Linked DNA regions of Homo sapiens: region 1 is linked to region 2. Evidence: chromatin contacts called from ENCODE Hi-C data. All regions are on one chromosome and are shown on one strand. The core of a region is the stretch at or near the end of the contact, and the rest is flanking DNA. Distances in the headings are between cores, read along the strand shown. Region 1 holds the start of MRPL43 (mitochondrial ribosomal protein L43). Region 2 holds the start of ZFYVE27 (zinc finger FYVE-type containing 27).

The links. A loop is a pair of places that touch in the nucleus more often than their neighbours do. Pooled maps may share reads with other maps.
Region 1: a pooled map shows a loop between it and region 2 (7-fold over the local background). The contact joins the promoter of MRPL43 here to the promoter of ZFYVE27 in region 2. A Hi-C loop is called at or near these places in 2 of 168 maps with a recorded cell type or tissue (HepG2 and gastrocnemius medialis) and 2 of 50 pooled maps.

Annotation. Positions count from the first base shown.
Region 1 is chr10:100,984,959-100,989,000 of GRCh38, forward strand. It overlaps MRPL43 (mitochondrial ribosomal protein L43), which reads right to left and starts at 2,539. Exons shown (of 3, transcript NM_032112.3): 1 at 2,355-2,539; 2 at 2,132-2,238; 3 at 1,311-2,017. The coding sequence starts at 2,485. The coding sequence ends at 1,776. TWNK (twinkle mtDNA helicase) reads left to right here and starts at 2,585. Exons shown (of 5, transcript NM_021830.5): 1 at 2,585-4,042. The coding sequence starts at 3,253. SEMA4G (semaphorin 4G) reads left to right here. Exons shown (of 15, transcript NM_017893.4): 15 at 1-658. RefSeq lists an enhancer at 2,298-2,367.
Region 2 is chr10:97,733,770-97,738,392 of GRCh38, forward strand. ZFYVE27 (zinc finger FYVE-type containing 27) reads left to right here and starts at 3,359. Exons shown (of 13, transcript NM_001385875.1): 1 at 3,359-3,552. RefSeq lists an enhancer at 3,075-3,224 and a silencer at 3,555-3,624.

The sequences.
Region 1 (4,042 bases), core at 1,289-3,788, 3.3 Mb after region 2:
GTGCTTACATTTCCACTCACATGCACCTCTGAGCCTCCCTTGCTGTCTTGGACCTGTCTGTTGGGTTTAGTCCGTGGACATTTCAGAGGGAGATCCCCCTCCCATTTAACTGTCCTCACAGGCCCTTGCCTAGGATGGATGACCAACACTGCACTCAATGAGCCAGCCTCTCTTTTGGGGGAATCAAGCATTTGCTTCCTCTAGACTACAGCAGGGAAAGGGAGGAGAAATCTGATGTCTCAACTGGCACATGAAGCCCATTCTTGGAACTATGCAAAGGGCAGAGGCTGGGAGTTTGGACGCTTAGCTCCTACCCCTGTCCTACCTCACCGGGGCACTTTCAGGGGCCAGGGGCCTCTGAAGTCTCTAGGCCTATATGGGACAATCAATTCTGACTGAGCTCCCCCATTCCCCTCGGGTGAGGATGACTGTTATTTTTGTAGCTGAGAACGTGGAATCCCACGGGTTTTTACTGCCCTTCACCCAACCTCTCCCACCTCCACCCCACAATGAATGTATTTATTGTGAGAATGGCTACACTTCTTTAGGAATGCCCCCACTTACAACCAGGTGGGTGGAACAGGCATGTGACAGAGTGGGGAGCCTGGGCTCAGCTCCTCCCCCTGCCGTTGGTTAATAAACACCCTTTTTCCCCACAGCTATGACTAGTCTGCTTCATCTAGATGCGCCCACCCCTGATCACCAGGGGACAGGCTCCTGAGCCTATACAGAAGGTGATATCTGCCTCCAGGATTGGCTCTGCTCCCCAATACAACTATTTGCAGAGGAAATTGGGATCCTCCGCTTCCATCCTGACTCCTTGGCAGGCACACAGGCCTCTTTAGTAAGGTTCACACTATTCATTGATCATGGTGTTAGGGCATGACAAGAAAATGACAACAGTTCAAGAATTCTTACAGGGGTTTCTAGATTTTCATTTCCTGCCTCTCATTTCCCCACCATCCCCCCTTTTTAAACTAAGATTAGAAAATACTCATTAATATCAGCCTTCCTGCCCTTCCCCAAGGTTCTCAGCACCCCCCACCAGCTGGCTCAAGGGACATGGATTTTATTTCTGCACAAAGAGGGACGTGGGGGGAAGGAGATGTATAGCTAAGACCAGAGAAAGCTTGTCAGCCAGGACTTGGTCTGAGAATCACTCCCCTCTCCCTTTCAGGGGTCAGGCCTAGATTAATCACTTGGCCTTTGATACTAACCACCTGACAGTTGTTATATGTTCTGCGTCTAGTTTTAAAATAATGAAAACTGAGGCTTGTGCTTAACATATGCACACATTTTGAAGACAGACCTGAAATGTGACCTTGGATAAGTTTATTAACCTGTTTTATAAATCTGTATTCACACAGATATAAAGTGCCTAGCCCATCACAGCAGAGCTCTCCGTAGCTCAGTGGTTGTTCCAATAAGACATCAGGGATTCTTCAGAAGCCAGCCTTCAGACCTCTCACTGTGTTTTGAGATCATTATTATCAATTTGGATTTAAAAAACAAGGGCCCTGTAAAACCCTTGAAGTCTTCCTCATCTCAGGTTTTAGGGATGCCACTTGCATAAAAATGAGTGGTTCACAAGGTCACTGCCCCCAGAAGCAGGCACTGGAAAGAAACAGGCAGCTCTTCATTATCCCAAGCAGAACCTCTGTCAACTTGCCCATTGATGGGTTCCATTTGCCTGGGCTTGGAATCCCAAAGGGGAAGAACCACCTTTACCGGAGTAACAGTCCAAAGCCTGGGGCTGCAGTTGGTGGGGCAACTCTTCACTGTGCTTGCACCTGGGCTGGGGCAGGATCCTGAACCTCTCGGGGGCGTAGCCCGCGGAACGTGGTCGGCTTGTTGGTGAAGGGGTGCCACTGGCCCTGGATGCTAGGGTTGTCGGTGTGGAAGGGCTTGCGGATGCGGATCACGTCCAAGCCCGACTGGTCGGCCAGCTTCTGCACCAGCGTCGAGATCTCCTCGACCGACTTGCAGTGGATGCTCTCCTCGCGCACAGCCCCGTTAACTGGCAGAAGAGGGGTGAGAGTGGGTGGAAGCTGGCCGGTGCGACCAAGCGAGAAGGAGGATAGCGGGTCGAGCCCCTGATCCCGCCCTCCAGCCCGAGCCCGGCCCCACTCACGGTATTCGGCCACTACTCTGGGCACGCAGCACGGACGCGAGTTTACATATATTACGACCCCTGGATTCCGTCGGGCGAAGTCGATCACCTCCCGCTCCACGAACTCCCTAAGCGACCCGGGACAGTGAGCAGTATGACCCCTGACTGGGGGCGACCTACCCGGGGAGTCGTTGCCACCTCCACACCCACCCCGACCCGCGCCTGCGCACTTCCCTTGGCTCACCTGGCGCCGCGAGACGAGGCGCCGTCGCGGCTGACGCTGAAGCTCAGACGCTGCAGCTGCTGCACATAGCGACCCAGTCCGTTGTGGAGAACGCTGGCCAAGAAGCGGCTCGGAGTCCCGCGCGCCGTCATAGCTACAGCTTGGAGGCCGCGGAGCCTAAGCAGCGAGGAGAGGGGGGCGGGACTAAACCTCGAGGCTTCCGGTTCCGGGACGACCGCTCCCGGAGTTTTGCTTCCGAGGTCAAGGCGAGTAGCATGTGCGGGAGACTCACGTTGCCGGCGAAGTGGGAGAGAGAAAAGTGGTAACCTGGGGCTGGGGGCCGGCGCGGCGGAGCTCGGAGTAGTAGAGCGGAGTGAAGACACGGGGGAGGATAGAGACTGGCATTCCTTTGGGCCGGGGGATTGGCGGGAGTCGTGCTGGGTGCTCTCGCCGTGTTGAGGTCCCAGTGAGGGGAAGGAGAAGCGGAAGAGGGTCTCTAGTCGGGGCCTAGGGCAAAGGGACTACAAAAAGGATGCAGATGACTATAGAAATGAGGACGACGAGGAGATGCTGTGGAGGAGCAGTAGAGGTGAGAAGATGATGCAAAGAAACTGTGTCAGTGAGGAACTGTATAGAGGGTCATAGAGGTGAGGTGGCGGAGAGAAACTAACTAACGGACCATAGAGGTGGGGGAGCCATTGTAGAAGGACGTGGACGCGAAAGGGTCGTGTAGATGGGCATATGTGTGAAGCAGCAACGTAGAGGGGCTGAAGAGGAGAAATTCATGGAGAGAAAGAATGCACCTAGAGTGAGCTCTGCAGAGTGCTGCGTGGGATATCCCTAGAGTTTGGTCTAGTGAAGGCACGCTAACCAGGCACCTAAGGCATTTCAAGTAGTGACTTCCCACATTTGGCTAGGAATGTGGGTCCTCCTCCGAAGTGGGTACCCCCTCCGTATCTTGTTACCCCTGCGTGGGGAGTGGATGGGTCGGAGGGGCCTGCCCCGAAACTTGGCCCCAGGCCCTCCTCGCAGACGTTACAGGAAGGAGACTCTCCAAGCCTTGGATATGCCAGTGTTGCCTGTAACTGCAACTGAAATCCGCCAGTATTTGCGGGGGCATGGGATCCCCTTCCAGGATGGTCACAGTTGCCTGCGGGCACTGAGCCCCTTTGCAGAGTCTTCACAGCTCAAAGGCCAGACTGGTGTTACCACTTCCTTCAGCCTCTTCATTGACAAGACCACAGGCCACTTTCTCTGCATGACCAGCCTAGCAGAAGGGAGCTGGGAAGACTTCCAGGCCAGCGTGGAGGGGCGAGGGGATGGGGCCAGGGAGGGGTTTCTGCTTAGCAAGGCACCAGAATTTGAGGACAGCGAGGAGGTCCGGAGGATCTGGAACCGAGCAATACCTCTCTGGGAGCTGCCTGATCAGGAGGAGGTTCAGCTGGCTGATACAATGTTTGGCCTTACCAAGGTTACAGATGACACACTCAAGCGTTTCAGTGTGCGATATCTGCGACCTGCTCGCAGTCTTGTCTTCCCTTGGTTCTCCCCTGGGGGCTCAGGATTACGAGGCCTGAAGCTCCTAGAGGCTAAATGCCAGGGGGATGGAGTGAGCTACGAGGAAACCACTATTCCCCGACCCAGCGCCTACCACAATCTGTTTGGATTACCACTGATTAGTCGTCGAGATGCTGAGGTGGTACTGACGA
Region 2 (4,623 bases), core at 2,109-4,608:
GTGAGCCAAGATCGTGCCACTGCACTCCAGCCTGATGACAGAGTGAGACTCCGTTTCAAAAAAAAATAAAAATAAAAATTAAGTAGCTAGGTGTTAGTGGTGTGCACCTGTAGTCCCAGCTCCTCTGGAGGCTGAGGCAGGAGGATTGTTTGAGCCCAGGAATTAGAGTGAGCTATGATTGCACCATTGCACTGCAGCCTGGGCAGCAGCAGAAGACCCTATCTCAAAAATAAAATAAAATTACATTAAAAAAGGAAAGAAAGATAAGAAAAAGAAAAAAGAAATGGGCATTGTTCTGGGGCTTTTGTTGAAAGAGATGTGAATTCTGTGCTCCAAGAGGAAACTGACACGCATGCGCTCATTCAAGGAACATTTGTTGGTACCTCCTTTGTGCTAGATGCTGGACACAGAAATTATAGGCAGTTCCCTCAGGACTCTCACTGTCTAGAGAGAGGAGGAGGCACCAAGTGCTGGGGTGGGGCAGGCCCACGGAGCCAAGTCAGAAGGGCACGTAATCCAGACAGTGGCTGCTGATGGGGAAGGTGTCAGAGAAGTCTTTCTTCAGGGGTGAGATCTGAGCTGAATTTTGGAGGAAGAATAAGAGCTGGCCAACTAAAGAATATGGGGCGCAGTGGCTCACGTCTGTAATCCCAGCGCTTTGGGAGGTCGAGGCAGGTGGATCACCTGAGGTAAGGAGTTTGAGACCAGTCTAGCCAACATGGTGAAACCCCATCTCTACTAAATACAAAAAATTAGCCAGGCATGGTGGTGCATGCCTGTAATTCCAGCTACTTAGGAGGCTGAGGCGGAAGAATCGCTTGAACCTGGGAGGCAAAAGTTGCAGTGAGCCAAGATTTCTCCATTGCACTCCAGCCTGCGCAACAAGAGCAAAACTCTATCTCAAAAAAAAAAAAAAAAAAAAGGTGAGAGTAGTCTGTAGAAAGGTACAGTAATGGGAGAAGGTGTGACATATCCGAGAACTGCCAGAGTTGAATACACCAGGCTTTGGTTTTATCCTGGAGGTCACAGGGGGCCACTGAAACTATCCACCAAGAGAGTGGTCTGAGAAAGGTACAGAGGGGTGGACAGGGTGGGGGATGGGAGTGGGTGGGGAGTGGCGATGGCCTATCCTGGAATTCAGACCTGAGGCCAGGTTAGGAAACGAAGAAGAGGGGCCTTCAGAGGCTATCTGCATGACAGACCCAGGAGCTTTCGGGGAAAAGACCCATCCTAAGGGAGGAGAGGCAGAGTCCAGCAGATGGGCCTGGACCACCACAAAGCTCAGTCCATTTCTCTAAGGGGTGGTGAGTGGATTTCTGTATATGGCTTAGTGATATGTGTGGGAATTGGATCTTTCTACATTTTGGCCTTTCGTGGATTCTTGTCTGATTTTTGGGCTAGGGGTGGTGGTGGTAGGGCTTTGAGTAAAAATAAAAATCACAATGATTGCTAACGATTTTTGAACACTTATAACATGTCAGGAATTTACATACTTTAGCTCATTTAATTCTCATCACAGCCCCACACTGAGGGTACCACTATGGTTATCCCCATTTTACAGCTGGAAAAACCAACCAAGCAATTCATCTGAGGAGAAGCCCTCCTACCTTACTTATGTTGGGACTGGCGCATGCCGGGTAATTGACAAAGTCAACTAAAGCAGGGAGCTTTGAGAAAAATACCTACACAGGGTAAGCATTTACTTTTGGGACAATCGTCAATTTATACATAGTTATAAGAACTAACACAGGGTGATCCCACAGACTACCCCCCAATGGTAACATCTTGCAACCCTTCTTAACAGAATGCCTACTATGTGCCAGGTACTGCTTTAGGTGCTGGAGACATAGACACGGGAAACGAAACATTAGCTGACAGAAGCCACAAGAGTGAATGAGATCCTCACGGAGTGCCTTGAGTCAGAAGAAAGAAGGGTAGCAAAAGGAGCCCCAGCATTTGAGGGGTAGGAAGAAAAGCCCTAAGGAGACCTTGAAGGTCGGAAAGAGAGGAGAGGGTGGTGTCATGGAAGCTAAGGTGGACAATGGTGCCAAAAAGGAAAGAGATTCCAGTGCTTCTGAGGTCATCTGCAAGGAGGACTGGGAAGTGTCCATTGGATTTAGCAGCCAGGATGTCACAGGTGAGCAGGCAGGTAGCCCAGAAATATGGAGGGGAGCAGGACCACAGTGCAGTGAGGAGTGAATTGGGCGAGGAAGCAGCGGTAGAGAGCACTTCACAGTGAGTCTTCCAACTCATGTAGGAAAGAGGGGGTAAAGTTAGGCTAAAGGAGAAATTTTCCATGAATTTTGTCTCTAGAATGATGATTAAGAGTTAGCGAGAGTCAAGATTTCAGGCCTGTTAGAGCAAAGCCCTAAGGAAATAAGAGTTGGACCCTGGAGCACAGCTAAGTCCTGGCTGGAGGGATGGGCCTGTCTTTCTGAAAGGAGATAATGGAGGAAGAGATGCAGTTAAAGCTCTGTGGCTACTTGAAGAGGGAAGTGATTACTTCCAGCTGGGGCACTCAAGGAAGGGATACAGACATTTGAGTGCCAGGGGCATTTGAGGGTAACAGTGGAGGGGTTCAGTTGGCCAAAGTTAAAGGCAGCTGAAAGATGGCAGGAGACAAGACCAGGAAATGCAGACCAAGGTGGGTGGTGGTATGGTTGGGGCGTTGGGGTCAGATGACACATAAGCTTCAAATTCCAGCTCCCATTTGCTTCTTAGCTGTGACTCTAAAGAAGTTCCTTAACACGTCTGAGATTCCCCATCTGTAAAATGGCGACAACCCTAATAGGGTCGTTGGAGGAGAACTAGATAATGTCTAAAAAGAGCTCAGTCCGGTTCAGTGCTTGGCTCCTCTGTACCTGAGCGCTAAGTCACTAATATAAAGCCATCGGATGTGTGCTTTAAGGGAAATTAACTGGGCCACACGGTGTGAAGTGAACTGAGCTGGGAGAGGCCTGCACAGGACCTTGTACACACTAGCTACTCCGGAAACAACTGCATGCTCTGCTGGGCATCTCATACAGGATACGGTGTCTTTCCGGGGCTCACACACAGTCCCCAGTTCAGTTCCAAAGTTGGAAGGAAAGAGGATGAAGACGTAAATTCTTCATTTAAGCCTCTCGCCAACTGTTCCCTGCGGCAAGGCAGGGCAACGAGCTGCAGGGTCGCCAAGCACGTGCTTCCAAGGGTCCTCAAGGCTTTGTGAACGGCGGCCGGCCAAGGACAGAATTAACTCCAGCCTGGAGCGCGCGGGAAAGACGCGCAGGCGCACTGCTGGCAAGGGTGCTTGCCTGTGCTGGGGTGGGCGGAGCTAAACCCGGAGCGGGATGACGTCATGAGGACGCAGCCGCAGAGCGATTCGCGTCCCGGAAGCGGCGGTGGCGGCCGCGGCGTAGGCGGAGGAGATTTTCGGACCTGCGACTTCCGAACAACCCTGGCAGGAGGAGCGGCGTTCAGCCGGGGGAGGCCTGAAGAAACGCTCCGGGGCCCAGTGGCTCTACCCCTGCTCCTGCCCGACCCTGCCGCCTCCCTCACGGAGCCAGCGGCCGGGTAGGTGAGGTGCCGTCCCCCCGCGTCCCAGTGTCTCCGCAGGCTGTGTGTAGTTGGGTGCTTGGGCGCAGCGGGGGCCGCCACATGCTGGCCCCACGACCTCGGGCATGGCCTTCCCTGTCCAGCCTCACGGGCTCCATCAGGCCCCCCTGGCTGCAGAGGTGTTGGCCAAGGCCAGTGCGGGCGTCGATATACCTCGCCCCTTCCTGGGCTCATACCTGGCGCCGCTCTGTGCCCTTTCGCCTTGGCTCGGCCTGCGGGGATTTCGGGGTCCCGTTGGCCCCTTTGTCCCATCCCCTCACCCTCCCATCAGGTCGCGGCTGATTGCCTGGGACTGGTTTATGTTGCTCTTCGCCGAGGTTCCGCCCCCTCGTTTGCTGCTTAGAGTTCAGGATAGGACTTTGAACTGGGAAAGACCGTAAAGGCTCCTCGGTTTCCTCATCAGAAAGGGCAGACGGGAATGGGGCGTTCTGATGCCGACTGCCCTGGGGCAGAGATGGCCCAGGAAGTTGTTGGGAACCGAAGGGAGTGGGAAGAGTTAGAGGATCGGGCGAGAGTCCTGGAGCACGGTATTTCATTCACTCATTCAGCAGGCATTTGTTAAGCACCCACTGTGTACAGAAGCAGTCGTGAATGGAGGCCAGTTAAGAGCAGGGAGTTTTACTTTGACGTGGTCAGTGCTCTGCACTTGATCTTAGCCACAAGGCCAAGAAGCGATGTGATGTGATAAGTGCTCTGTTAGGGTGAGTACGTGATCCTTTGGGAGCATCGGAGAGGGTCTCCCAGTCCAGAGTTGGGGGTGTTGGCAGAGACTTCCCAGAGTAAGGGAGTGATGTTTAAGCTGATACCTGAAGGATGAGTAGGAATTAACCAGGTAAAGAGTGGGAGAAAAATGTTCCAGGACATCATTTCATTTCAGCCCATGGGCTGCCTCGCTGCAGCGATCATTTATGCTTGGTTTTTATGATTTTTAGTTTTGATGGATCTTTGGGGAAAAGAGCATTGGATGGAGAGTACAAAGAACAGGATTTTAGGTCTGAATAGTTCACTTTCCCTTGCTCACAGGTTTAC